Regions from separate parts of the Homo sapiens genome. Here all the other regions are linked to region 2. The links are chromatin loops, found by intact Hi-C in ENCODE. Cell type or tissue: psoas muscle. All regions are shown on one strand. Region 1 overlaps LOC105377940 (a long non-coding RNA gene). Region 2 overlaps CDK19 (cyclin dependent kinase 19). Region 3 has its middle 8.6 kb from the start of GTF3C6.

What was found. Hi-C counts contacts between places; a loop is a spot of excess contacts. Peaks named below come from ENCODE experiments on the same cell type or tissue, not always from the same donor. Only the 100,000 strongest peaks of a DNase experiment are listed, where the experiment ranks them.
Region 1: a loop joins it to region 2, with 2.2 times the contacts of the local background. A loop is called at or near these places in 60 of 110 quality-filtered maps.
Region 3: it touches region 2 in a loop (8-fold over the local background); 102 of 110 quality-filtered maps call a loop at or near these places.

What each region holds. Positions count from the first base shown.
Region 1 is chr6:110,530,009-110,538,008 of GRCh38, forward strand. LOC105377940 (a long non-coding RNA gene) reads right to left here. Exons shown (of 7, transcript XR_007059703.1): 6 at 7,568-7,708; 7 at 674-934. Among named protein-coding and RNA genes, the nearest start is that of SLC22A16, 57 kb to the left of the region's middle. In psoas muscle, no CTCF peak of the experiment used is centred here; no DNase peak of the experiment used is centred here.
Region 2 is chr6:110,678,916-110,686,915 of GRCh38, forward strand. The region is part of intron 2 of CDK19 (cyclin dependent kinase 19); the gene reads right to left. Among named protein-coding and RNA genes, the nearest start is that of CDK19, 130 kb to the right of the region's middle. In psoas muscle, a CTCF peak has its summit at 3,603 (motif pointing right); no DNase peak of the experiment used is centred here; H3K27ac peaks cover 907 bases.
Region 3 is chr6:110,946,081-110,954,080 of GRCh38, forward strand. No RefSeq gene overlaps it. Among named protein-coding and RNA genes, the nearest start is that of GTF3C6, 8.6 kb to the right of the region's middle. RefSeq lists a silencer at 3,846-4,140. In psoas muscle, a CTCF peak has its summit at 3,814 (motif pointing left); no DNase peak of the experiment used is centred here.

The DNA of each region.
Region 1 (8,000 bases), 150 kb before region 2:
TGAGGATCAGTGGAGAGAGGGCAGCAGCAGGATGGGGCAGCTGAAACCAGGATTCCCGGTGGGTGAATATGCCTGAGGATGCTGAAAATTTGAACTTCAAGACAGATTTCAGGACATGTTTTCCTCATGACTGTACTGAGAGAGGTTAATAGATGTCCTGTGAAAACAGAGTTCCACAAAATGTCTTTGTCACAGGACTTCTTGGAGCCTTTAATATGCCAAAACTCTTATCTCCCAAAGGGAGGTATTATTTTAACCACAAAACTTGTTTTTGAAATAGTGTCATACAAACCTACTGTTTTGAGTTACATCTATGGGAACTATTTTTCTAATTATCTAATTTGGACCAACTATTCTAAAAGCAACAATCACAATGTGTTTTTCCCTTATTAAATAAGAGCAAAATGTGTTTAGTTATGTGTGATGCAGAATAAGACGGAGGAGTACTTTGGGGAGGGTTGTTGGGGGATTGGAGGTGGCATTGTCACTATAGATTTGCAAATTCCTAGAGTCTCTGTGAAGGGTACAAAGCTTGTCTGTTATCCAGGTATATATTTATTTCAACATGTAACACCCAGTGAATTCTTCTTGCCCACTGCCCAGATAAAGCCGACTTACCAAGGCAGGGGAATTGCAATAGAGGAAGAGTTTAATACACATAGAGCCAGCTACATAGGAGACCAAAGTTTTATTATTACTCAAATCAGCCTCCCAGAAAATTTGGAGGCTACGGTTTCTCAAGGAGAGTTTGGTGGTCAGGGGGCTAGGGAACAGGTGCTGCTGATTGGTTGGGGATGCACTCATTGGGGTGTGGAAAATGGTCCTCTTGCTCTGAGTCCACTTCTGGGTGGGGCCACAGGACTGGGTGAGTCATGAGTCTCGGGTCCAGGTGGAGTCATCCAGTCATCAGAAATACAAAAGTCTGGAAAAACATCTCAAAAGGGCTACAATAGTGAGGTTATTTATAGGAGTAATTGGGGAAGTTACAAATCTGGTGACCTCTGGAATGATGGCTGATAATCCTTTATGCCTACATCTTAGCAGAATTCAAATCCCTCTCATAATCCTAAACTTGTGAACTTTTATTAGTTTTATAAAGGCAGTTTCATTTTGGGAAGAGTTATTATCATTTAAACTATAAACTAAAATTCTCCCAAAGTTAGCTTGGCCCATGCCCAGGAATGACCAGGGCAGTTTGGAGGTTAAAGGCAAGACGAAGTTGGTCAGGTCAGATCTCTTTCACTGTCATAATTTTCTCACCATTATAAGTTTTGCAAAGGCAGTTTCTAACAAGCTTGCAGTGCTTCCCTGGTGTCACCTTGTAAGAATTCCCAAGTTCATCAGGTGTGGTGGCTCACGCCTGTAATCCCAGCACTTTTGGAGGCTGAGGTGGGAGGATCGCTTGAACCCAGGAGTTTGAGACAAGCTTGGGCAACATGGCGAAACCCCATCTCTACTAAAAATACAAAAATTACCTGGGTGTGGTGGTGCATTCCTGTCACCTGAGCTACTTGGGAAGCTGATGTGGGAGGGTCACCTGAGCCTGGGGAGCTAGAGGCTGCAGTGAGCTGTGAGCTGTGATTGTGACACTGCACTTCAGCCTGGATGGCAGAGTGAGTCCTTGTCTAAAAAAACAAAAAAAATTCCCAAGTCCTAGAAACTGGTTTAGAGGTGGCCCAGCCCATGGTGTGATGGATGGGTAAATGAAGGGGCTCATGTTCGTTAGGCAGGATTTGAATGTCTAAGATCTCAGGGAGATATAACCAGCCCCTGTGTCTTCTTAGTGAGGTATAAGAAGCTGTCTTTTCCAGAAATCACAGGTTAGACTATTCCCCCATATGTAAATCAATACAAGTTGATGATCTGAAAGAACAGAAATTGATTAAAAGGAGGCAGACTGCAGGCAAATAAAATCCCAGGAAAACCTGGTATAACATGTAACTTGATGGTGTTACCATTGTCTTATATAGTAGGAATTGCTATGGCAGCACACAGCACAAGAGTGCTGAAAAACATTTTGGCTGGTTCCTTTTGCAGGCTAGGGAGTGTTTTCACTCATGTGCAATATGTCCCTGAGCCCTGCTGATCTTGCTTGCTTGGGACCATGAGGATAATGAGCAATGGCAGTGTCCTCAGAGCACGTTCCAGGATGAGGGGATTGGAAAGCACTATCTTCTGAATTCCTAATAGAGGAAAGCAAACCAACGATGTTCAGGGCTCGAGAATAGAGAGCAATAACTACGTCTATATCTAATTCTGCCCATGCCATCTAGCCACAAACCATCAACACTTTGCACCTATAGAAGCTTCCTCTAGAGTGTCTTCTGTGAATACCTGTGTAGAGTTGGCCCAGAAGGATTCTGGCCTGGGACTAAATTCAGCCATCTATTCTGAGAGACCAAAGTCTGAATTCAAAACCAAAAACCAGAAACTGAAGAAAGGAAGAAAAAAACAACAACCCTTAGTCTCCTGAGAAACCTAGGGAAAGGGAGGAGGTGCATACAAATACCCAGGGCCACACCGAGAGAGGACTTAACTGGCCTGAGAAAAAATGTGCCATTGTAAGTGGAGAAGAAAACAGCTATTGTCTAACACTTAAATAAAAAATACTCTATAAACAGCTAACAGCTGTTTTTCAGCCTTTGCTTTTTAGAGCAAAAGCCAATAAAAGAGAAGACATGTGCTTTCAAATGTGGTTTTTGTTCAGAGCCCAGATTTTCTACAACTAATTTACAACCCAGAAGTAGACCCTGTTTCAGATAGTTTTGTTTTGAAGAATAGAGAAAACTACAAAGTTCAGTAGAATGCCACAGGCCCAGATGGAGGTTGAGCCAGACAGACTTTGCTGTACCAAGGAAAGACTTTGCTGACTTGATGGACAAGTCAGCGGTGATTTTAGTGTTAAAAGACAGAAACCAGAACTCTCAAACCCCACCTCAATAAGTGGACAATGAAAGGAAAAAACAGCAACTTTGCATGCAAAAGTAGGAAACAAGGTGCATCTCTCTGAGATGCTGTTGCTTGATTGATTTCAGCACCCTAGCTACCATGATCATCAAAGGAGTAAATAATACAGTCCTTACATTGTCCACATGTAAAAGCCACCTGATAAGACTATGAGGACTTTAATGGGCATCCATATTGTAAATAAGGAAATTATAGGGGACTCTCAAAAGGGATATTTGTATACAAAATTACTAGCTAAATTCTGCAATTATGAAGCCAGAAGGATAACAGTGAGGCAAGGCCCTTGTTATAAACAGAGACACAGAGATGATCCCATACTTATTCCCTCCTAGTGCCTCTGTTCATGCTGTTTCCTCCACCCTGAGTACCAGCTTCAGGCCCTTAAAGGAAATCCTACACTTACTCTGGGTATCAGTTCTTCACCCATCTCTACCTTTGTATTACATGTGAGGACATTTAGATGATACAGCTGTAGATATAGACATAGATAGACAGATGCAGACAGAGAAAGAGAGATAGAGCTTTGAAATGTGCTCTAGTTCTTTCCTATGTCTATGTCTTATTGTTTCTAAAATTTTGAAGTGTGGGCTACACCTACTTGTGCCTGTCTAATTCTTGCAGTTGTGTTCATATGCCTTGAACATTACGAACACACACCATCCATTCTCACTATTCTGACAAAACTGATCCTTTGAAGGCCTCCTGCTATAATTCTACTACATTCTGGATACAACATGTTTTTTAATGCGCAGCTGGGCTTGCAGCAATGGCAAACAAACTCTCCAAGCAAAGAAACAATGGCAGTGAGCTGAAATCCAGGAAAGAGCTAAAAGGTAAGTGTGGGACAAAATCTGACACTAAGCCCCAAGCCCATTACAAGGTGCAAAAGTCAACTTCAGGTCTCCCACTGTAAACCATGACCCCTGAAGGAGGCTCAACCAGTCCTCTGGGCCATGGAAGAAGCAAGTGACAACCTCTTCTGGAGTACATAACTTCAACTTAGGACCCCAAGACTCCCAGTGATCAAGCACAATGTGTTCAGGATCAAAGACCACCACCAAACAGCAAGAGAATAAGCCAGCATATGGAAAAGAAAGCAAAAATAATAAACAATAAATTTACACTCCCAAGACTTTGGTATTAGAATTATTAAATGCAAAATAGTGCATTTTAAATGCAAAATCATGCATACCAAGTGTTGTATAGGAAATATTTAAAGAAATCCAAGATGAGATCATAAATGTATGGAAGTAACCCAGATACTATGAAATATGACCAGGCAGATTTGAAAAAGAGCCAAGTAAAACATTTATAAATGAAAAATATAGTTGTTGACATTAAAAACTCAATGACCAAATTAAACAGTATATAAGAAACAACTGAAAAGAGAATTATTTAACTAATATATCTGAAGAAATTACCTGGAATATAACACAAAGAGACAGGAAGATAGAACATCAAAGAGGGGTCAAGACATAGAGGATAGAATAAGATTTAATATAATAGGAGTGGCAGAAAAGACTAGAGAAAATAGATGAAAAACCAATATTAAAAAAGATAATAAAAGAGAATTTCCAGAACTGATAAGAGATGAGTTCCCAGATATAGAAAGTTAAACTACCCTTGCAAAAATTACAACAGTGAGAAAGTTATGACAGTGAAAGAGATCTGACCTAACTGACTCCATCCTGCGTTTAACCTCCAACCTGCCCCTCTTCCTTCCTGGGCATAGGCTGAACTAACTTTGGGAGGAATTTAGTTTATAGTTTGAAACAAAGACGATAACAGCCCCTCCCTGAAACAAACCTCCTCCTTGTGTGGGGACCAAACTGCCTCTGTAAAACTAACAGATTAACCACAAGATTAGAAATTATGGCTTAGGAGTTATACAGCCAGAGGGCACCAGATTCCTAACCTTCTAATTGCTTTTGTGAATAACATCTAAGATTGGTGTTTGGAATATTTTTCAGACTCTGCACTCTGATGGATCCAGTGGCGCCACCCAGACCAGTAAACTGGCTCCTCTGGTCTTGTGGCCACCATCCAGGAGCTGACTCAGAGCAAGAGGACAGCCTGGACTCCCTGTGATTTCATCCTCAACCCAACCAATCAGCACTCCCCATTCCCTAGCCCCCTGCCTGCAAGACTGTGTTTCAGGGAGGCTAATGTGAGTAATAATAAAGCTTCAGTCTTCCATTTAGCCTGCTCTATGTGTATTAAACTCTTCCATTCAGCCAACTCTGCACGAATTAAACTCTTTCTCCATTGCAGTTCTCCTGTCTTGATAAATTGGCTCTATCTGGGCAGCAGGCAAGAAGAACTTACTGGGCAGTTACAGATGCACACCATATACCATGCAAGATAAAGCTTTTAAAATCCACACCCAGTCTGCAAAAGATAGTAATAAAATTGCAGAATGCTAAACTCAGAAAGATCTTAAAGCAGAAAAATGACAGATCATCTACAAAAATTATTAGCAACATACCTTTATACAGCAACAGAAACTAGACAATTGTGGAACAATATCTTCAAAGTGATAAGCGAAAATAAATGAGAATTGCATGTGCAGCAAAACTACTTTAAAAAAAAAATAGGGGAATAGATGGCCAGGCACGGTGGTGCTCGCCTGTAATCCCAGCACTATGGGAGTCTGAGGCAGGTGGATCATTTGAGGTAAGGAGTTCGATACCAGCCTGGCCAACTTGGTGAAACACCATCTCTACTAAAAATATACAAATTCACCAGGTGTGGTGGGCACCTGTAATCCCAGCTACTCAGGAGGCTGAGGCAGGAGAATCGCTTGAACCTGGGAGGTGGAGGTTGCACTGAGCCAAGATCACGCCATTGCACTCCAGCCTAGGCTACAGAGGGAGTCTCCGTCTCAAAAATAATAATAATAAATAGGGGAAAAGGTATACAAACTTATTTAGTGTGTACACATGGGAACCTTCAGAATGAAGACCCAACTTCTCAATGTGGTACAGCAGCTTACCTGCTATCTTGAGGTTACAGAAAGAATGGGGGCTTGAATCCGGATAGAATGGGTTATGGGAATGGGGAGGAGAATAATTGTATTGAGGGGCAATAAATGATCACCAGGGAAAATGGTTGGATCAGGGAGCAGAAATTAACTTGTAAGTAGTTCTTGGAATGTAAATGATCCTTAGAGACAGTCATTATCTCAAAAAGGTTCCGTTCAGGTGTGGTTACATTCTTGGTCTTCTTTCCTGTAATGGATAATGAGATAACGGAGGAGAACAAGAGCAATTGTTCTCCTCGGTGGATCATTCCTATCTTTATGTAGGTGGGAAAAGCCTCTTCTAGTGCTTGTTGATCTCTAAGGGTGTTGAATTCAACATACTCACTATACCAGGGAGCCATATTTTGGGGTGAAATATTTCAGTCATCACTTTGAAACTTAAAAAAATTCACATATTAAAAGACAAGCAGATAGCTTTGGAGAAATTTGTTTTAGAGCTTGTTAGAGATAGACAAAGAAATGGAAAGACAAATTGGAAGGAACAGAAAAGAGCAAATTTAAATATATCATCCTCGTATCTTCTTTAGTCAGTCTCTTAGTCCTGAGAATAGATCAGTTAAACAGCTGTGTCTCATTCTAGGAGGTGGCATTGCAGACAGGGTGGGCCACTATATATGATGCAGGCAAACAGATCTTTAATAGGAGGCATTTCTACAGAAACAGAAGGAAAGCAAAGGTGAATGTCCTGGAGCAGTTGATAGACTAGTTTTTCTAGAGTCTCTCAAGCATCTTCAGGTTGCAGTAGCAACCTGACAGATTTTTCTGGATTGTGGCTCGAATCGGGTGTTCAAGTGAACTTTCTGAGAAGTCCATACATCATCAGGCAGGCACAAAAGTTGTATATATATATATATTAATTACATATGTTGCTATTGTTTCTCCCGAAGTTTAAGTTGCTAGCTTCAGTTTATAGAGCTTTAAGAAAAGCACAGTTTTAATTTCTAGTGATTCCAAGTCAGAAAAATGGAAGAAAATTTTGAAAACAGTTGTTTGGAGACTCAGCAAAATTACTTTTAAGAATAAGTGTGAAATAAAGAATTTCCAGGTAAACATTATGTATGAACAAGAAAATGAACAATACAGGGGGTGCTATGCTTAAGCTTCTTTCTGGGCTTTATACCAGGAACACTTTTATGTGAAAAAGAAAAAGATTTAAGTATGAGATTAACATTTACTCCACTGAGTGACAAAGAAGGTTTTTTCATGTTCTCTGACTCTCTGGGAATTCAGGAAACAATTGAGTTATTGGTGGTTTAAAATGTCAGAGAGCAGTAATCACTTGCACAATGTGCTTCCCACTCTCAATTACTTCAGGCATTGTCTGATTTTGAGGCTATTCTTGAGAACTAAAATGTTTTTCTAGTGTATATTGTGTAGTTTCCACGTGCTCAGTATGACTAATGCATTAGTCACAGGTTACACTATGAGAGACTGAAGAAAAGACAGTCTTGATCTCTAGAACGACCTTGCTTCCCAAGTCTAAATTCCTCCTCTCCAACCAATGATTCCCCTCTGCCTCCACCTCTGAGACTGGTTCTTTTCCTGGCAGGAGATACTTACTGAGCAGGTATTTGCCAATTCTTGAAGCCTTTAGTTCAGTAAGAAATCTCCACCCTCCTTCTTATGCAGACATTCTCTCTGGATTCCTCACCCCTTTTCTGGTAATCTCTTGTCTATCGGTGGGAAAATATGTGAGCCCAACTGTTAGAGAATCGAGAAAGGAAGAAACAAGAGAAAAAATTAGGTGGGGTTGATGCAACTTGAACAAAAATATTTTGATCTGTGCTTTTTGTAATATGGAAAAGCATGAACCAACCCATGTATCCCACAATCAGGAACTAGCTTAGCAAATTTGAGCACGTGAAGAAAATGGAATATTATATTGCCTTGCCTGATGACAAATGCAAGGACTATGTGACCAGTGGCTACTTGGGGACTATAGGGCTATCAAACTGCTTACGTAAGCTAAAGTCAACTCATAAACTTAGAGTGC
Region 2 (8,000 bases):
AATTTGCATATCCATTTCAATATTCCTGATCTGTACACGTACCTGTTTTAAAGTTTCTCCTTTGAATGGGCTATAATACCAGCTTGGTTCCTTCATTCAAAAAGTTAAATAAGCTGGATGTAGTGGCTCACACTTGTAATTCCAGCACTTTGGGAGGCCAAGGCAGGAGGACCACTCAAGGCCAGGAGTTTGAGACTAGTCTGGTCACACAGCAAGAGCCCTATCTCTACAAAAAAATAAATTAAATTAAATTATCCAGGCATGGTGGTGCAGGCCTGTAGTCCCAGCTACTAGGGAGGCTGAGGTACGAGGACTGCTTGAGCCCACGAGTTCAAGGCTGCAGTGAGTTATGATCGTACCACTGCCCTCCAGCCTGGGTGACAGAGTGAGACCCTGTCTCTAAAAAAAAAAAAAAGTCCAGGTACAGTGGCTCATGCCTGTAATCCCAGCACTTGGGGAGGCCAAAGAGGGCAGATCACCTGAGGTCAGGAGTTTGAGACCAGACTGGCCAACATGGTGAAACACCATCTCTACTAAAATACAAAAATTAGCCAGGCGTGGTGGTGGGTGCCTATAATCCTAGCTACTCAGGAGGCCGAGGCAGGAGAATCCCTTGAACCTGGGAGGCGGAGGTTGCAGTGAGCCAAGATCACACCATTGCACTCCAGCCTGAGCAACAAGAGCAAAACTGTCTCTAAAAACATAAAAAATTTTTTTAAAAAAAGAAAGTTAAATAAAATCATTAAAATGTGTTCATCTTATACCTGTATAACAGTCATAATTTTACCTTTTTTGAAAACAATCATTTAATACTCATTGTACAGAAATATGTCACTTAAACTGACAAGAAGCTGTTTATTGTCTGACATGAAGCTATTAAATGGACATGAAACTGTTTATATGTTATTTATTGTCTGTCTCTCTCCACTAACATATAAGCTCCATGAAGGCAAAGGTATTTGTTGACTTTATATCTCCAATGCATAAAATGGTACCTAGCACATAATAAGCATTCAATAAATATTTGTCAAATAAATTAAATCTACTCAACCGGTTCTTACTCACAAAATAACCAGTAATGGCCTGTAACCTAATAAAACTTTGCTACCCTTTCATAAGTTATTCTTTTTCAAAAGGTGTTTTAAATGATTTTGTTTTCAACAAATTGAATAGACAATATCTAAAATAATTATTCCAGGGACGCTAAGCCTCCACAAGCTCCATTTACTTTAGGCTTAAAAAGGAAGACTTCTTTAAATTAGCACCTACTCTACCAGAAGAATAAGAGTGCTGGCTTGAGGTAAAGAGCAGCAACACAGCTCTGAATATCTCAGGATGGGATCTTTAACCTGGTGTATAATTCGAAGAGCAAAGGAGTGCTATGAGGGTATTTCCTGAAAGGGCTGTGAGCACAATAAGTGCTACAAAATCCTAAAGAAAATAACACAAAGGAACAGGGGACACAGGGGAACACAAGTGAAGCAGATATTAACCTTATTAGTAGTTATGTCCAAGGCCAGTTTACTAAGAAAATGCTAGGCTCTAGATAAACATCACACAAGAGTGTATTCACTACCTCTGTTTACTGAAAAAAACAAAGAAGTTAACTTTCCTACTGTTGTTTACTGAAAGAAACAAATGAACAACAACAGTAAACAACCTAAATGTTCAATAATAAGAAAACTGATAAGTAAATTATGGTAAATAGCCACATATTGTAGCCTCAAATATATATACTAAAATATTTTAATTACTCGAGGAAAGACTATAACGTTGTGATATAATGTAAAAGGACCACAGGCTGGGTGCAGTGGCTCACACCTGTTATCCCAGCACTTTGGGAGGCCGAGGTGGACAGATCACTTGAAGCCAGGAGTTCGAGGCCAGCCTGGACAACATGGCAAAACCCCGTCCCTACTAAAAATACAAAAATTAGCCACGTGTGGTGGTATATGCCTGTAATCCCAGCTACTCAGGAGGCTGAGGCAGGAGAATCACTTGAACCTGGGAAGCAGAAGTTGCAGTGAGCAGAGATCGTCCCACTGCACTCCAGCCTGGGCAACAGAGTGAGACTCTGTCTCAAAATAAATAAATAAATAAAATAAAATAAAATATAAAGAGATATAAATAACAGAAAATGGGCTGGGCGTGGTGGCTCACACCTGTAATGCCAGCAGTCTGGGAGGCCGAAGCAGGCAGATCACTTGATGTCTTGAGATCAGGAGTTCACGACTGGCCTGGCCAACACGATGAAACCCCGTCTCTACTAAAAATACAAAAATCAGCCGAGCGTGGTACCGCATGCCTGTAGTCCCAGCTACTCGAGAGACTAAGGCAGGACAATCGCTTGAACCCGGGAGACAGAGGTTGCAGTGAGCCAAGATCGCACCACTGCACTTCAGCCTGGGCACCAGAGTGAGACTCTGTCTCAAAAAAACAAAAAACAAACAGAAATATGCCAAAACATTAACAATAGTTATTTCTGGGTGTGAGATTATGCATAATTTATATTTCTATTTTTTCTATTTTACAAGTTTTCTTCAATGAGCATTACTCTTATAATTTAAAAACAAATACATACACACACCAGAAGACAGAACTTTCCAGAAATCCACCTACCAAAATAAGACACTATCATACTATCTCAGCTTCTTTTTACATGGTTATCTGAGAAGGGACACAGTGAAAGGAGATGGCCATACTTGTACTTTCCCCATCTCTTGGCAAAATCAGATTTTACCAACGGACTTTAATCTCTTGTCTAACAAATGTTTGTTCAACATGACATCATACAACTACAAATACGTGTAATCATACTTAAACAGCAATTAAGTAGACCATTATTTTCCTGTGTCTCATATTATATGATAACATCTTCCATGCCAGATACTCACAGCATAGTAACATGATCCCACTGGAGCCTAATGAAGAATGTTCAATGAACATGCCAATATTTTATCTGAGCTCCTTTCAAAGCATGTAAGTAGCTATTTTTAAAGTGTCCACTTTTCACTGTCCTAAATGTAAAATAATCTACAGTTAGAATTCTAAACTTTCTCTAGATCCTGACTCAATTTAGAGAGTCTGTACTAGACTAAAAATTCCAGAATCCATTCGTATTTTTATGTATACATCTTTCTTCCCTTTTCACTTTCTGTTCTCCAAGTCTATGATGCCCTCATGGGTCCCTGACTCCTTTTTCAAGGGCATTCTGAATGGAAAGATCCTCTTATACTTCAATTACTCACTTATCTCAAAGTAAATCCAATTTTCTATTCTTTTTTGATCTCTTTTAAGTAACAGTGTGATTCATTTGACCATCAATCTTTCCCCTCAGTGAGAACAGTATCACCGACTTTATTTTAGAAAGCACTGAGTATCATTTTTTAAAATGTCTTAACACCTCTTTCCCCTTCCCAAAGAACTGAAGGTAAATGAAGTAGGGTGTTTTATGGCAAATAGGAGATTTGCCTAATTCCAAAATGTTCCAATACTCCTAAAACTGTAAATTAAGAATTAGTATTTGAAAGTTGACACTTTCACACCTACGACAGGCCTTTTGGAAGCTGCTCTTTATAAACACATGAGATTCATCATAACCTTCCAGCAGGTGGCACTCATACTCTGAAAAGGGGTCTGTACAGACTAACACAGCTCTGGTTCAAGGTGGCCCTAAATCTTCTGCTTCATTTTACTTCAGTGACACTTCCTGGTTACCAGTCATAAGCTCCAGGGAGGTCAATGTTCCCCTTTGCCACCCAGTTGAAATGACAGTGAGGCAGTAAGTAAAATGCAAAAAATATAGGTTTTAGAATCAGAGGCTGAGTTTGAATCCTGTCTTACTAGCAGCAGTTAAGACATAAGGCAAGTTGCTTAACTCTTCTGAATCTCATAGAAGAATAAGATGTCTACTTACAAACATAAACAGTTTCCACAAAGAATAAATTAATATAAATAGATTAAATACACAGCACAGTGGGCCAGGCACGGTGGCTCACACCTCTAATCCTGGCACTCTGGGAGGCCAAGGCAGGTGGATCACCTGAGGTCAGGAGTTCGAGACCAGCCTGGCCAATATGGTGAAACCCAATCTCTACTAAAAATACAAAAATTAGCCAGGCATGGTGGTGGGCGCCTGTAGTCCCAGCTACTCGGGAGGCTGAGGCAGGAGAATCACTTGAACCCAGGAGGCGGAGGTTGCAGTGAGTCAAGATGGTGCCACTGCACTCCAGCCTGGGCAACAGAGCAAGACTGTCTCCAAAAAAAAAAAAAAAAAAAAAAAGTACATAGCACGATGCTTGGAACGAATTAAGCATTTGACAAATTATAGCTTTTATTATCATTTTTAACCACCACTATTTGCAAGAATGTTATGAAGAGTAAATCGGATAATCCAGGTAGAATGCCTGGCATTGTTCTTGATAAACAGTGGCTGTTGTCATTGTTGTACTTAAGTGAAAATTTCAATGCTAACCACTCCGGTTAGCTTTGACATCAGAGATACTTAGAGAGTGAGGCTGAGTTGGAAAATGCCACAGCATTTCCTTGCCAAAGTCCATGAAACACCCACTTAGTAGTTTCTATAATAATAAAATGGCTATATGAAAGTTATTTCCTTTCCCATTTTTCAACAATCTGGTTTCATTTTCTCTCTGACTTTTAAATTCTGCATGTACTTGGTCTAAGAGAGATATCTGAAACCAAGTAAGCTTTGCGATAAATAAGAAATTCACATCTCCTTGACTATGAGAGCATACCTATTCTTTTTTAGTATAAGTATTTAATCTTTTTTTTTTTTTTTTTTGGAGACAGAGTCTCACTCTGTTGCCAGGCTGGAGTACAGTGGCGTGATCTCAGCTCACTGCAACCTCCACTTCCCGGGTTGAAGTGATTCTCCTGCCTCAGCCTCCCGAGTAGCTGGGATCACAGACACATGCCACCATGTCTAGCTCATTTTTTGTATTTTTTTTTTTTTTAGTGGAGATGGGGTTTCACCTTGGCCAGGCTAGTCTCAAATTCCTGACCTCAGGTGATCCACCTGCCTCAGCCTCCCAAAGTGCCGAGAATACAGGCATGAGCCACCATGCCCAGCCTTAATCTTTTATTAACATATCCCATGAGAAAATTGGATATACTTCTTATAAATCAAGGGCACTCTGAATATACACAATTTAAATATGAAAAATGAAACAGATACAAACTAAAACAAAGAGTTTACAAAGTAAAATCTTAATTACCTGGAATTCTGAGGGGTATTCTAACTCATTTACTGATTCATTAAGTAAACTTTTGCTTGCAACCCTCCTTGTCAAAAACCTTCCTACCTTGACAGTTAAACAAAATGAAATTTGCATTTGACTCTATGTAGTCTTCTTTATTTATTTTTGTTGTTGTTGTTGATTTTGCATTGCTATAAGACCCTAGGCAGTCTTTCAGTCCCTTGGGATTTCGATAATCAACTACTAACAAATGTTTATGTCCTTCTTATTTATCCTTTTCTCTCCTTGAAATAGAATGGTGGGGTGGGGGGTGGGGAATAAGGGGTGGGGGACGTGGGTGAAACTAACCTAAAATTCCTTATTTAGATTCTGGCTTAAAAGAAAAAAGTATCGACTTATTCTCCAAATTCTGTCCCTAGTTTTCTTGTCCTTCTCCATTCCACAGTTTTTCTTAACATCTTACCCATGGACCTGAGCTTTAGCTGCTCCTTCTATGGAGAATCCCAAATCTCAATCTCTAGCCCTAATGTCACTCCTAAACTGACATCAATTTCCCAAGATGCATCATACAATACAACCAAGAGAATATCCCACTGTAACTCAAAATCCACAGATCCAAAACTGAGTATCACTTGCCCAACTTTACCTCCTAGTGTGTTTACTATACCTGCAATGATGCCAACATTTCCCAATCATCAAGGCAGGCTGAAAACCTTATCATCAGCCAGGCACAGTGGCTCACACCTGTAATCCCAGCACTTTGGGAGGCTGAGGCAGGTGGATCACCTGAGGTCAGGAGTTAGAGACCAGGCTGGCCAACATGGCGAAACCCCATCTCTACTAAAAATACAAAAATTACCAGGCATGGTGGCTTGTGCCTGTAGTCCCAGCTACCCAAGAGGCTGAGGCAGGAGAATCTCTTGAACCTAGGAGGCAGAGGTTGCAGTGAGCCAAGATTGTGCCACTGCATTCCAGCCTGGGCGACACAGCGAAACTCTGTCTCAAAAAAAAAGAAAAGAAAACCTTATAACCAGTGTTCACTCACCAAGTGCTACATACTCTGCTTCTTAAATATCATTCATTAATTCTCACCTTAATAATTAAAATAAACCCTTAACTAGTATATACACAGGTGCTCTTCTCTCTGCCTAGAAAGGTACAGAAACATATTTCCTATCTTCTTTGCCTGATAAATGCCTACTTACTTTTTAGAAAGAACTCATTTATCACTTCTTCTAAGAGGCCTTCCCTGAAACTCTTCTTCTGAAGTGTCTCTTCTATGTTCCCATCCATACTGAATTACCCTTAACACACTGCTAATTAAATAAAGTTATGACATAGTATAATTGTCTCCCCCTAACTGATTGTAAGATGCAGGGACTGTGTCTTCCATCTATACATTTCCATTGTCTTGCACAAGCCAAACACATGTAGATTTTCAACAAATGTTGGCTAAGTGATAATCCATCTCCTATCTCTTCTAATATACTCTATGTATTGACATCAGAATATCTTCCTAAGATAAAAAGTCTGATAAATTGTTAACTCTCCTACTTCGAAATTTTAGATGGCTTCAAAGTTAAAACTCCTAAATAGACCATTCAAAGCTATTCACCCCAAAGGCTAAAACTATTTTTCCTGTAAATAATTTATTTTGGAGGACCTGAGGCTCAAGCTAAAACTATACTGTAAAGATTTTAACCAAAAATATGGCAGGTGACTAAGATCAAGTTAAGGACAAGTGGGCTTTCCCCTGCAAAAGGGAGTATCATAATTGGCGTATGTATGGCCTTTACCTTCAGGATGCTCCATATGCAATCATCATGAATTGGCTTCTAAGTCGTCACTGCACAGAATTCTGCCCATTACGTCCCATGAAGCCTTGCCCTGGGACATGGGAATGAGGCAGAAGCATGATGGAAAATACCCAGCAGATAGCAATGGGAAAAAAAAGTCTAAAAATCTACCATTAGAAAACATTTGAGTGCCAAGCATATTTGAGGCACTGAGAGCCTTGGGGACTTTACAGCCTAAAAGGAACTGAAGAGGAGACAAAATGGACAATTTTTAAATTACAGTTATGGTGAGGCTATTAAGGAAAAATACAGAGTGCATATGTAGGAAACCTAACCTAGTCACGAAAGTCAGAAAAGATGCTCCTTAGGAAGTGTGCCTTATTGGAAAGAAGAGGAAATTGAGAATTTGAGCATTAATCAGCAGAAATGAGTGCTGGCAGTTATTTTCATTATATCATGAATACACAGACGCTAAAAGAACTCCTTAACTATTCATCTTCTGGGTGCAAACATCAGATAAAATCCCTACTTTATTCTAAATTTGCTATGGCAGATTTCCATCACTACATGATAGGGTGTATCTCTTATCTTTCCATATGAATATTAATAAAATCATCTAGCACAGGACCTAACAAAGTAGAGACTCAACAAATTTTAGATGAGTAAATGAAAGTAACAGTACATGAACTGGTTTTCAAACACGTTGGTTAAATGAAATTTATTCCATATTGAGAAAATATTATTTTCAAAACTGCCATTATCAAGCACCTACAAAAATATTCAAAAAAATTAGATTTCTCAAGGAAATAATCATAGGTTTGAAAAATAATCTGAAATTGACATTTGATTAATTAAGCATAATAAAGTGTAATTTTATCCTATGTGGCCATAGTAAACCTTAGTTTTATGTCAGTGCAAACTTGGGCTATTTGGTTTTATACCTAACCCATATCTTTATAACTTACACTTCTAAAATACATAGTTT
Region 3 (8,000 bases), 270 kb after region 2:
AACTACTCGAGAGGCTGAGGCAGAAGAATCACTTGAATCTGGGAGGTGGAGGTTGCAGTGAGCCAAGATCATACCACTGTACTCCAGCCTGGATGACAGAGTGAGAGAGACTCCATCTAAAAAAAAAAAGAAAAAAGAAAAAAATTTGACTGGCTTAGTTCAGTTTTCAAAATTAAATGTGCATCAGAACCTGGCCAACATGGCGAAACCCATCTCTACTAAAAATGCAAAAACTAGCTGGGCATGGTGATGTGTGCCTGTAGTTCCAGCTACTCAAGAGGCTGAGGTGGAAGGATCACTTGAACACAGGAGGTCAAGGCTGCAGTAAGCTGTGATCACACCACTGCACACCAGCCTTGGTGTCAGAGCAAGACCCTGACTCAAAGTAATAATAATAATATGCATCAGAATCATCTGGAGAGCTTAAATCACAAGTTGTAGGACCCCTTCCCAGCATTTCTGATTTAGTCATCTGGGGTATAGCCTGCGAATTTGCATTTCTAACAAAATCCCAGGTAATGCTGACTACACTGATCTGGGGACCACACTTGAGAACCACTGGTCTGGTTAATCATCCTTTTATCTGTTTGGACAGAGCAACTGGGGCAAGCTACCTCATGTTGCCAGTACCATATTTCTGAACTGACTCTCAGGCTCATAACTGGAGATTTTTTTCCTCCTCATTTAGGCAGTCACCCAAGTCTTATGATTTATAAGTGGAATGTCTCTGATCTTTCCCTTTATCTTCCTCAGTCACTGCCCTCATCCAGGGTCTCATCTCCCCGTACCTGGACCACAGAAAAGTTTCCTGAGTCAAGCTGCCCTAGACCCACAGCTGCCAAATTACCCTTCCACTGACAGTCCTCAAATGCTTATGGTTTCCCTCAAGGCCATCGATCGGCCACCTTTGGTTATCACATTAAGTTAAATTTTGGAACACCTCTAAACTTTTGCTTTTAGGTCAATAATATTTATTTACTTTTATTTATTTGTTCATGTATTTAGAGTCTTGCTCTGTTGCCCATGCTGGAGTGCAGAGGCGCAAATCTCGGCTCACTGCAAACTCTGCCTCCCAGGTTCAAGCCATTCGCCTGCCTCAGCCTCCCAAGTAGCTGGGATTACAGGTACTCGCCACCACACCCAGCTAATTTTTGTATTTTTAGTAGAGACAGGGTTTCGCCATGTTGGCCAGCCTGGTCTTGAACTCCTGACCTCAGATGATCTGTCTGCCTGGGCCTCCCAAAGTGCTGGGATTACAGGCGTGAGCCACCGCACTCGGCCTTAAGTCAATATTTAAATGTCCAAATTTGTTTTTCCATATTGATATATATTTTTTTCTTTTTTCTCTTTTTTTGGAGACAGGGTCTTGCTCTGTCACCTAGGCTGGAGTGCGTGGGTGCCATCACAGCTCACTGCAGCCTCAATGTCCCAGGCTTTAATGATCCTCCTGCTTCACCCTTCCAAGTAGATGGGACCACAGGTGTGTGCCACCACATCCAGCTATTTTTTTAATTTTTTGTAGAGATCGGGACTATGCTACCCAGGCTGGTTTTGAACTCCTGGGCTCAAGTGATTCTTCCACTTTGGCCTCCCAAAGGGCTGTGATTACAGGCGTGGGCCACCAAGCCCAGCCTTATATTTCCTTTCTACCACGACCTCCTACCCCTTCCCTTAAAGAACCCACCTATCTGAACCTTAGGACCATGCTTTAGGAAAAGCTTCAACTTTTTTTTTTTTTTTAAATAAAGATGACTCTGGAACTGGAACTTTAAAAAAAAATTATATTTGGCCAGGTGCAGTGGCTCATGCCTATAATCCCAGCACTTTAGGAGGCTGAGGTGAGTGGATAACCTGAGGTCAGGAGTTCGAGACCAGCCTGGCCAACATGGTGAAACCCCATCTCCACTAAAAATAGCTGGGTGTGGTGGGCGCCTGTAGTCCCAGCTACTCGATAGGCTGAGGCAGGAGAATCACTTGAACCCGGGAGGCAGAGGTTGTAGTGAGCCGAGATAGTGCCACTGCCCTCCAGCCTGGGTGACAGAGTGAGACACTGTCTCAAGAAAGAAAAAAAAAAAAAAGTTATGCAGATTTTGCAATCTTCTCCATCTATTTTTGCTTTAACATAAAAGGAATGGGATGGGTGCAGTGGCTCATACCTGTTATCCCAGCACTTTGGGAGACTGAGGCGGGTGGATCACTTGAGGTCAGGAGTTCAAGACCAGCCTGGCCAACATGGTGAAACCCCATCTCTACTAAAAATACAAAGATTAGCCGGGCATGGTGGCAGGGCCTGTACTCCCAGCTACTCGGGAGGCTGAGGCAGGAGAATTGCTTGAACCTGGGAGGGGGAGGAGGTTGCAGTGAGCTGAGATCATGCCATTGCACTCCAGCCTGGGTGACAGAGCAAAACTCTGTCTCAGAAAAAAAAAGAAAAAAAAAAAACAAAACCTGCACTCACTGCAACCTCCGCCTCCCAGATTCAAGCGATTCTCCTGCCTCAGCTTCCCAAATAGCTGGGATTACAGGTATGCACCACCCCGCCCAGCTAATTTTGTATTTTTAGTAGAGACAGGGTTTCACCATGTTGGTCAAGGCTGGTCTAGAACTCCTGACCTCAGGTGATCCGCTGCCACAACCTCCCAAAGTGCTGGGATTACAGACGTGAACCACCACGCCAGCCAAGTGCTTTCTTTTGAATTCAAGGCCTTCAAAGACGGTAATTCCAGTCTTATTTCTAACACTACATTACTTTCTAGCAAACTGGAATACTTTACTTAGTGTGTTCTCAATATTTAATTGAATCTGATTGTTGGCAGGTGGTGTTGACGTCTACTGTCATCTAGCACAGTGGTTCTCAAAGCGTGTTCCTTAGACCAGGGCATCAGAATCACCTGAGACCTTGTTAGAAAGGCGTATGTTCGGCCGAGCGCAGTGGCTCACGCCTGTAATCCCAGCACTTTGGGAGGTTGACGCCGGCGGATTGCTTGGGCTCAGGAGACAAGCCTGGGCAACATGTCTCTACTAAAAATACAAAAAAAATAGCCAGGCATGGTGATGCATGGCTACTCAGGAGGCTGAGGTGGGAGGATCACTTGAACCCAGGGAATGGAGGTTGCAGTGAGTAGAGATCGCACCACTGCACTCCAGCCTGGGTGACAGAGTGAGACCCTGTCTCAAAAAAAAAAAAAAAAAAGGCATATTTTCTGTCCTCTCCTATATCAAACCTGCTGAATCAGAAACTCTGGGGGTGGGGCTTGAGCAGTCTGCATTTTAATTAGCCCTCCAGCTGATTCTGATACAGCTGAAGTTTGAGAACCAGTCGATTAACATTTAGTTTTCAATCTAAAACAGAATAAGATACATTTTTAAAAGCTCGTATTGTCCTTAAATGGAATATAAACTACTACGTAAGTGTAAAATGTTGATTTTTAAGACAAAGTGAGGTGGCACACAGTTGTAATCCCAGTGCTTTGGGAGGCTGAGGCAGGAGGATTGCTGGATCTCAGGAGCTCAAGACCAGCTTGGGCAGCATAGTGAGACTCCATCTCTACAAAAAAATTTTTTAAATTAGCCGGGCATGGTGGCATGAGCCTGTAGTCCCAGATACTGTGGAGGCTGAGGTGGGAAGATCGCTTAAGCCCTGGATATCAAGGCTGCAGTGAATTATGATAGCGTTTCTGCACTCTAGCCTGGGGGACAAAGCGACCTCCTGTCTCTAAAAAAAAAAAAATTCAAAAACAAATAAAAAAAAGAAAATGTGTTCTAAAAGAACAGGTTAAACAATTTTTAATTCATTTGTCTCCTCCTAGTGGCAGGCTTTTAAATATAGAGCACAACACTTGATTTTTCAGAAATCATATTTCTGAAATTTTTCATGATTCTTTTTTTTTTTTTTTGAGACGGAATCTCACTTTGTCGCCAGGCTGGAGTGCAGTGGTACAATCTCAGCTCACTGCCACCTCCAACTCCCTGGTTGAAGCGATTCAAAGGCTTTTACTGATATGGCAGGGTAATTTATGGAGACACTAATACCCTACATTCTCCCCCTTTATCCCTTCCAAGCAGGCAGGTAGGCAGTTTGTATTTCTTTATCTGTGATGTTTAAAAGAATGGAAAGCTGGCTGGGTGTGGTGGTTCATGCCTATAATACCAGCACTTTGGGAGGCTGAGGCAGGTGGATCACTTGAGGTCAGGCGTTCGAGACCAGCCTGGACAACATGGTGAAACGCCATCTCCACTAAAAATACAAAAAATTAGCCAGGCCTATTGGCTGATGCCTGTAATCCCAGCTACTTGGGGGGCTGAGGTAGGAGAATCACTTGAACCCAGGAGGCAGAGGTTGCAGTGAGTTGAGATTGTGCCATTGCACTCCAGCCTGGGTAACAGAGCAAGACTCTGTCTCTAAATAAATAAATAAATAAATAAATATTAAAAAAAAAAAACTGAAGAATTAGCCAGGCATGGTGATGCATGCCTGTAGTCCCAGCTACTAAGGAGCCTGAGACAGAAGGATTGCTTGAGCCCAGGAGTTCCAGTGAGCTGTGATCACCCCACTGCACTACAGCCTGGGCAACAGAGCAAGACCCTGTATCTAAAACAAAAAATAAAAACTACAGGAGGAGATGGAGATTTCCTTAGGCTGGGAAAGGACTGGTGTGTCTCTTCTCTCCCAGCAGTGTCCTGAAGTAGTGCCAAGACCTAAGAGGCTAGCCTCAGAAAGGCCTGCTCTAAACTTCAGGGTTTCCAAACAGCAGGGATTCCCATGCTTTACTGAAACATAGTGCCTGAAATTGAAGGGTCTGTGTGGCTTCAAGAACCATGGGAATCTCAGTAGTAACCAATATGGATTAAAGACTGGAGAGGCCTCTTCAAATACTATGCCTGATCTGGGAGTGTAAAGGAGAGGAAATTGAGATTAAATTTTCCTGCCAGCTTGATGTGACAGGGGCTCAGAGTCAAGCTTAATTTAAGGAAAATAAGGAAACACGGTTTTTCTTAAATATCAAAGTTTGTGGTTGCAGTTCACACCCCAGGAAATACAGTGAAAAACAAAGCAGAAAGAGATGAAGAACATAGCAATAGATGTGTTTACAGAACAAGGGTTATTGATCCTAATGTCATTAAAGTCTTACCATAGAATGATGTGGCTGACCCAGTTTAATCAGGTGTGCAGCTCCCTAGCTCTTTAACTCCTCTTCAACTCTATTAAGGCTGGATGCTCAATCTCATTCTGTTGACTCTTAACTAGCCTGATGCAGAGGTTGGCATCTCTACCTGCTTTCCCAGAAAAGACAATAGAGTGTAGTAAGTCAGATAAGTTTCCTAATTTTCTTTCTTTCTTTTTTGAGACGGAATCTCGCTCTGTCGCCAGGCTGGACTGCAGTGGCATGATCTTGGCTCACTGCAACCTCCGCCTCCTGGGTTCAAGTGATTCTCCTGCCTCAGCCTCCCGGCTGGGACTACAGGCGCATGCCACAACGCCCAGCTAATTTTTGCTTTTTTTTTTTTTTTTTTTTGAGATGGAGTCTTGCTCTGTCACCCAGGCTGGAGTGCAGTGGCACGATCTCGGCTCACTACAAGCTCCGCCTCCCGGGTTCATGCCATTCTCCTGCCTCAGCTGGGACTACAGGCATCCACCACCATGCCCGGCTAATTTTTTATATTTTTAGTAGAGACAGGGTTTCACCATGTTAGCCAGGATGGTCTTGATCTCCTGACCTCATGATCTGCCCGCCTCAGCCTCCCAAAGTGCTGGGATTACAGGCGTGAGCCACCGTGCCCAGCCTAATTTTTGTATTTTTAGTAGAGATGGGGTTTCACCATGTTGGCCAGGAAGGTCTCGATCTCTTGACCTTGTGATCCACCCGCCTCGGCCTCCCAAAGTGCTGGAATTACAAGTGTGAGCCATCGCTCCCGGCCAAGTTTCCTAATTTTCTAAGTGTCAGTTTCCCAAAGTGTAAAATGGAAGTTAGACTAATGAGGGCTGATATTTAGCTTGTATGCACTGATTAAAAACATACCAGTTGTTAAATTAGAGACATTTTTCCCGTATCAGCCAGTAACAAGCAACCACCGCAAGCCTTTAGCTCACTCCAGGCCTCCCCATGATCCAACTTTCCCAGGACCCTACCCCAGCATGGCTGAGTCGTTGTGCCCTGCTAGTTAATTGTTAAATAATCTTGATAATTCATTAAATGTCATTCTTGATAATAGTTATCTTTTGAGACTATCATGAGGCTGATAACCTATATGTCACACTTGGTAGTTTACTTTTAAAGTAAACTGGCTTCCAAATTAACTTGCCTTGGGGAGGTCTTGTGACTCATGGCAACATCCTATCCCTGAGTAAAGAATCTGTGCGCTCTTCAAATTGTTGACATACTGATTAATGCATAACTTACTGACAATGGAAAGGACACTGACTTCTGATCATGAAGTTTTACTGATTGTCTTGCACACAGACATTTTATCCTGCATGTTGCAATCTGTAGCCAATGACTGTAACTTCTGTACTGTCTGTACGCTCCAATAACTTTGGTATAAGGAGTACTCCTCCCTTCTCCTTCCCTCCCTCTCCTTCTCCTCCCTTCTCCTAAAAAAGGCCGTCCTTTTAAAAGCCTGTTCCAGTAACTTGTAACAGACTCCAGAACACTCCTAACTCTGGTTGGTGTGTCTTCCCAGTTCAATCCTCACATTTGGCTTCCAATAAATGTTTTTCAAATTATTTCTGCCTCAGCAGCCTTAGTTTCAGTAGACAAGGCTTAAAGTGGGTTCAGTTAAAGCAAACTAATAACACTTGACCCTTTCCAACTTTTCTTCCTCTCAGCCATGGGTCCTTAAGCCATCTTTTTTGGATCCAGAGCCAAATTATATTTCTATGCAGCCACCATGGTTCTAGCCCTTATCTAGCTTTCAAAGATTTTTCCTTGATCGCCCCAAGCAAATTTCCTCTGCTCTGTTCAGTTTAAAAGTGTTTCTATTCTTTTTTTAAACAAAAAACAAAAGGAAAAAAACAGCTTTATCAAGATATAATTCATATACCATAAAAATCACCCTTTAAAAATATACAGTTGGTTTTTTTTTTTTTTTTTGGTACATTAACAGAACTGTGCAACCATTGCCATTAATTTCAGAACATTTTCATCACCCAAAAAGAAACTCCTGGCTGCTCTGCCTATGGAGTAGCCCTTCTTTATTCCTTTACTTTCTTAATAAACTTGCTTTCACTTTTCTCAATGGACTCTCCCCAACTTCTTTCTTGTGTGAGGTCCAACAACCCTCTCTTGGGGTCTGGATCAGGACCCCTTTCCAGTAACATCTTCCTGGCAAACCATGAAGCAACTAAACTGAGGAGACTCCCAACCCAAAGGAAATAGACCGAAGCACCACAATTGGCTGACTTTGGAATCAAGAAAACTTTTCCTTTGAGCTATTTATAGCTTTTAAAAATTGAGTAAAGTATATTCCTGTGAACAAACTTTGGAGCATATTAGTCTCTCTCTACCTGTTTTCTCTAGAATTTGGAAACTATATCACCTTTTGTCAGAACTCAAGAGTTATGAGTGGCCCTCACCATACTGATGCTTTCTGACTAAGCTCCTCTCTACTCTGAATACAAGAGCCCCTCATAGTTAGGCAGGAATATAATTGCCCCTATTCATCCTGAAAAAGTGACAGAAAATGGATCTTCATCCCTCTACAACCCTTAGGATTAAGGGTTCCCTTGTAAAAGGGTGGGGGAATATGTCAGAGGCGTTTGAACTAGAGCAACTCCATCTTTAATAGGGGCTGGGTAAAATAAGACTGAGACCTACTGGGCTGCATTCCCATGAGGTTAGGCATTCTAAGTCACAGGATGAGATAGGAGGTCAGCACGAGATACAGGTCATAAAGACCTTGTGGATAAAACAAGATGAAGTAAAGAAGCTGGCCAAAACCCACCAAAACCAAGATGGTGACGAGAGTGACCTCTGGTCATCCTCATTGTTCATTATATGCTA